Linked DNA regions of Homo sapiens: region 2 is linked to region 1. Evidence: chromatin contacts called from ENCODE Hi-C or POLR2A ChIA-PET data. All regions are on one chromosome and are shown on one strand. The core of a region is the stretch at or near the end of the contact, and the rest is flanking DNA. Distances in the headings are between cores, read along the strand shown.

Evidence for each region. A loop is a pair of places that touch in the nucleus more often than their neighbours do. ChIA-PET counts read pairs that join two places held with the same protein, here RNA polymerase II (POLR2A). Pooled maps may share reads with other maps.
Region 2: a map of transverse colon shows a loop between it and region 1 (30-fold over the local background). The contact joins two enhancer-like sites. A Hi-C loop is called at or near these places in 5 of 168 maps with a recorded cell type or tissue (K562, PC-3, PC-9 and 2 more) and 2 of 50 pooled maps. POLR2A ChIA-PET finds 5 or more read pairs at or near these places in 2 of 52 experiments (A549 and MCF 10A).

Annotation. Positions count from the first base shown.
Region 1 is chr9:108,052,550-108,055,249 of GRCh38, forward strand. It overlaps LOC105376214 (a long non-coding RNA gene), which reads right to left. Exons shown (of 6, transcript XR_007061722.1): 5 at 652-745. Among named protein-coding and RNA genes, the nearest start is that of KLF4, 560 kb to the left of the region's middle. RefSeq lists an enhancer at 1-333. Within about 2 kb of position 1,267, at least 21 of the 41 ENCODE cell types and tissues checked have a DNase peak (open chromatin) inside an H3K27ac peak, as active enhancers do; they include mammary epithelial cell and transverse colon, where a contact is called at or near this core.
Region 2 is chr9:108,092,872-108,095,571 of GRCh38, forward strand. The region is part of intron 4 of LOC105376214 (a long non-coding RNA gene); the gene reads right to left. Among named protein-coding and RNA genes, the nearest start is that of KLF4, 600 kb to the left of the region's middle. Within about 2 kb of position 1,445, at least 5 of the 41 ENCODE cell types and tissues checked have a DNase peak (open chromatin) inside an H3K27ac peak, as active enhancers do; they include mammary epithelial cell and transverse colon, where a contact is called at or near this core.

The sequences.
Region 1 (2,700 bases), core at 17-2,516:
TCATTTACCACATTCCTCATAACTCCTCCTCCTGAGTCCCTGCTAAGGAGTGACAGGGATTTAAGCTGGATAAGACAAAGGTTCCGAATCCTACAACTCAGCAGGAAGGCAGAAGAAAACAATTCCCTCTTTCATCAGGAGCTGGGGTTTCGTCAGTTGCCTGGTCTACCCGGCTTTTATTGCACAGGGTTGGGGATCATTGGAGGTTTGGGACACATCGCAGGCAGGCTTGGCCCTGCCATGTCTTCACTCCAGGCAGACATCTATTACCCCATCTTCCCCTCCAGTCCTTGCAACAACACTTAATTACGTGACACTCTGAGCTCCACCACCACTTGCCTCACCTGGCTCTATCCTGCAGGCTTGCCTGCTGTGTTATTCCTGTAGGATACACAAATTTTATCTTGGTGCTGCTGCTCCCATGTGAGACTGAGTTTGAGCTCCATCGATGATGAAGAAAGGGTAACAAACACATGCAGAGAAAGTGAGAAGAATGGACACTGGAGCCAGGTGAAACCAGCCACCTCAACTTTTTTAACTTCCTGAGTTTGACTGGGTCTTTGAATGACTAAAGCCAATTTGGGCCCAGATCTTATTCATGAAACTTACATTTCAAATATACGACGTTTCCTCTTCAATGCAAATACTCACTCTAGGCTCTGAGCTGGGGTATCCAGGGTCTCCTCATGACATGGTGGCTGGAACTCATCCCTTGTCTTGGAAATTGTCAAAAGAGCTGAAAATTCTGGAAGGAGCAAGAGGCAGAAAATAAATCTGTGCCTACTTTGGAGTAGAACGACAAGGATATTCCTCCTCTGAGGGAAGCCATGGGATCTGGGATGCTCAAAGCTAACTATCGACAGAAGTTACCAAATGGAGCAGAGGAGAATAATCAACAGTTTCATGGAAACCTCTTAGCTGTAAACCCCTTATTTTCACAAGTCAGGGTGGTTATGGAAAAGAGGGGAGCAGATCTGTGCCCTTGACCTACCCTCCTAGACAACGCAGCCTGGAGAAGAGAGGGTTAAATGGTGTGTGGAGGACTTGAGCTATTCTCCCTCTCCATTCACCCGAAATCCCACTGGGATATTCTAATCTCCTTGGAACACGCTGCATTATCTGTACTTTCAGCACAGCTCACGTTTCAAATGGCAGGCTGCAGAGCAATCTGATTGTTTTATAGGCCCAGCCAAGAGAGGAGCTCCAGTTCCTTTCTCCTGGCCAGGTGCCCTCTTTGAGGGAGAAGACCTGCGGTGTATAGAGACTAGCCAAATGCTTAAAGATTTCAGAAACTTCAAAGGCAGGGGAGGAGCCAGAAACAATAAAAAGGAAAATGATAAACATTCAGCTTAAAGACGGGCTGAGTTAAAATCCCTGAGAAATCACTCCGAGCAGTTAGAGGCCGATTCTCAGAGGCCCGTGGCAGCGTTCCATGGTGTTACACAACGTTCCAAGAAGCAATTATTAGCTTTGTTTTAGTTGTGATTAATACAGTTAACGACTCGTAGAGGTGGAAAGACAATGGAAATGAGGAAGACGAGCACACAGAAAGGGGTCCCTGCTCCAGCCCAGCACTCTCTGACAAATAAGGGGAGTTCATCCCATCTTCAGGGTGTCTAGGAGGTCTTCACCCATTTCGAAAATTCAGTTTTGGAACTATTTGATAAGGAGAAACACAATTTTTTTTTTTAAACAGCCCAAAGCCCTTGCTGTTGAATAGCAAAAGGAAATCTGCTTTATTAAGGGGCTCTTCGCTTCCTGTGGGCAAAGCTTTGCCATGGGGCTCGACATCATTAAGGTCATGTCTGCACAAAGACCAGGAGAGAGAGAGTGATCAGCTGGAATGTTTAGGTCCAAAATATTGGAAGAGCTCAGCCTGATTCTCATGGGGGACTTAAATAGCTCAAGTAGAAAAAAAAAATCAGTAGATTTAAATCAGTGCAAAACTCTGTGTGAGCATTTACTATGTGCCTGACACTTTTCTAGGGATGTATTTTGTTCCAGCAGGCAAGACAAAGATTCCCTTTTCTCATGAAGGTCACATTCTAGAAGGAGATACAGACACAAAATAAAAGCCACAATGATACATCATAGGTTAACATGGACTGTGCTATGGAAAAGAAGAAAGCTAAGCATGGGAAGGAGTGTTAGGAGTGCCAAGGGCTACCTGGGGAGGCAGGAAACACAACAAAATGGGTGGAGATGTTGGGCTTCATCAAGATTGGGAGATCCAAGCAAGGCATGGAGGAGGTGATGAGGTCAGCCTAGAGGTTTCTAGGGGGCATCCAGGAAGAGTGAGGGACAGTATGCCTCAAAGGGGCAAGTCAGGAATGTGCTGTGTGTCAAAACAGCAACAAGAAATCCAGCGTGGCTAAGGTGAAATGAGTACTGAGGCAAGAGGATGGAGGCTCAGAGAAACACAGGGTTGAAGGGAGGGCCTGAAAAGTCTTAGAGCCATTGTGAAGATATTGCCAGAGTAAAATATTGCAAACACAATGTCTCAATACTCTAGGAGACTTGAATAGCTTAGACAGAAAAATAAGAAATATTTACATATATACAGAAAAAAATCATGTCATTGTTATCTTCAAGAAGCTCACAGTCAACTGGGAAAGATAGATAAGTAAACATAGAATAATAATCTTACATGTGATAAGTAGATACTACAAAAGACAAACGCTTTGACTTGGGAGCAAAGGG
Region 2 (2,700 bases), core at 195-2,694, 40 kb after region 1:
CAGCTAGCTTTCCCCAGAGAAAACCATCTAAGAGGGAGGGAGAGGTAGCCACCAAGACAGAAGCCACTGGGTCTTTCGTAACCTAATCTTGGAAGTGTCATACCATCACTTCTTCCATATTCTGTTGGTTGCAGAGACCAATCCTAACACAGGGTAGAAGGGGGAACCACACAAGGAAGTGAATACCAGTAGGTGAGATCACTGGGGCCATCTTGGAGTTTAAGCACAACATCTCCCATATGGAGTTGTAATGAGGGTTTTTATGTGCCTAGAACATAGCTATCTCTCAAAAAAAAAAATTCTGTTTTATGGACTCATGGGAAGATACATGAGTTTTAGAACCTGAGGAACACACTTAAAAATTTAGAGTATAGTAGTCATCCCGGCACAATTACTATCAAACAAATCTAGTTATTAAATTTCACATCCTGCTGAGGACTTAGCCAGCAATACTAATGACAGCCAAAACTACAGAGCTTCTCATAGTTTCCAATATTTTGTTTACATTGATCATTAGTTTTAATTTTATGCCATCATATATTTCATTTAGTTCAGCAACTCAAAAATGTATCAGTTATTATGGTCACACTTTCCAAGTAAGGACAATGAGCTTTAGGAAGGTTATGTGATTTGTCTAAGGACACACAGCTATCCAGTGATGAAGTGAAGATTCACCCCAGGACTCATGACTCCAAAGTCTCTTCTCTTTTAATTATCTCATGCTGTATTAGTGCTAAGTCAAACTCATTTTATAAAAAATAAAAAGAGAAGAGGAGGGAGCGTCATCAATATTGCCCTTTCCAGGAATTTCTACATAAGCTGACAGCAGTTTCCTTGGGGTTCTCTTTTCTGTGGTTATCAATTGTTAAACGGCCCAGGATCTCTCAGAGCTCATCCAGGTATGTGCATAGAGCCCTGAAATGCTGATATTGCCTTAGGGGGTTATTTGTTTTTTATAGCCCCACAGGCCATAGCTGGTGCATTTGCCTGAGCTTCCTCATCCTTTGTACATATACCCAGGGAGGAGAAGGTGAATAGATAAGATCTTTCAGCCTGCAGATTTCCAGTAATAAAAGCAAATGCTTTCTGTTGAGACCCAGCTGAGACTGGAGGTGGTGAATAAGGGCTGTATGTGTAAGCACTGTAGGCTTCTGGCCAGTAAAGAATCCAGACACAGCCTGCACCCTCCTGGCCTCCTGGAACTCTAAGAGCACAGAAGGACAGGGTACAGACCTATGGAGTATGACACTTATTCCAGGGACTTTGACCTGCTACATTTACAGGTCATGACAGCTTTGATGCTGCCTCTGGGGAAGGGCCACCATTCAACTTGCCAAGAGAAGAACCAAAGGAACAAAGGCATGAAGCTCTGGGATCATGGCTGGGCCAAGTTACTGACAGTACTATTTGCATAGTTCTGGTCACTTTCCAAATTACCTCTCACTCAGCCTCACCACAGCCCTTATCCACAGAGCCACCTGGGGTGGAATGGGAGGGGCTTTTCTTATCCCCATCCAACAGATGAGGAGACTGTGACTCAGAGAGGTGAATGACTTGGGCAAAGTCTAACAACAGTAACCACAGAGTAATGATTTCTAAGCTACTAATTAACTTTCTAACCATCTACCCATAAGGAATTGGCCTGTAGGTTGAAAAGGCATTCCTGAGTCTCTGTATACCACACACCAAGGATTAATATTCCAAGTAATCATTTTAGAATTTAAAAGTGCAATAGTTAAAATAAAGAAAATAAGATACTGGACACGTCTATTAAAGAAAAACATCAGAATAAACACATCAGAAGACTGACTCATTGGGCGTGGGGATCAGATTCCTTCTAAAAGTCATCATGAAGGAGAGTGGAGAAACATTAAGGAATATGGAAGATAGAAATGGAACTGCCAATATTTGAATAACAGAAGTTCAAGAAATAGAGAAGTAGAGGCAGCAACAAAGGGAGGAAAATACTTGGAAAAAATATTAAAGATAGATTTTCTAAAAGAAGAAACAAAGGAAATACGGAAGAGAGACTTTGGAATCAAAGTGTCAAATAGGATTTCAAACCCCAAATAAATGTGATTTAATGGAATTTGAAAACATCATAGAGAAAATTCTATGAGCTTCCAGAGGAAAAGAACTTATCACTTTGCAAAAGGACAAGACTCAGAGATTAACCACTGGTATAAGAAGATGATGGAACAATATTTTTAAAGTATTAAATGACTATAACTTTAATGCTAGAATTTTATAACCTCCAAAATTTTCACTTAAATGTGATGGGACAGTAAAGATATTTTCAGGCATTCAAAACCTCAGTAGTTTTACCACACAAAACTTCACTTTGAAAACCCTCCGTGCTTCATTTGATCCTCACAGGTCTGTGATGTGATGGTGGTTAATACTGTCCTTAAAGGCAAGATTAAAATGGTGGAATCACCTATCCATGGTCACACACTTGGGACTCACAGCCAGGTCAGAACTGTGCAAATCTCCTTTTACTCTAGGATGTTGTCTCCTTGATGAAGCAGAAAGGAAGGTCATATAACTGCTCTCACAGCTTTCCTACCTGCCCTTGCCACTCAAGGGAATTCTAGAACTGCCCCCTGCTTCCCCACGTCCATCTTCTCAGGACTCCTGTTTTTCTACCAGAGAGACAAAGTCAATCTATACAATCTATATAATCAAGGAATGAGAAAACAT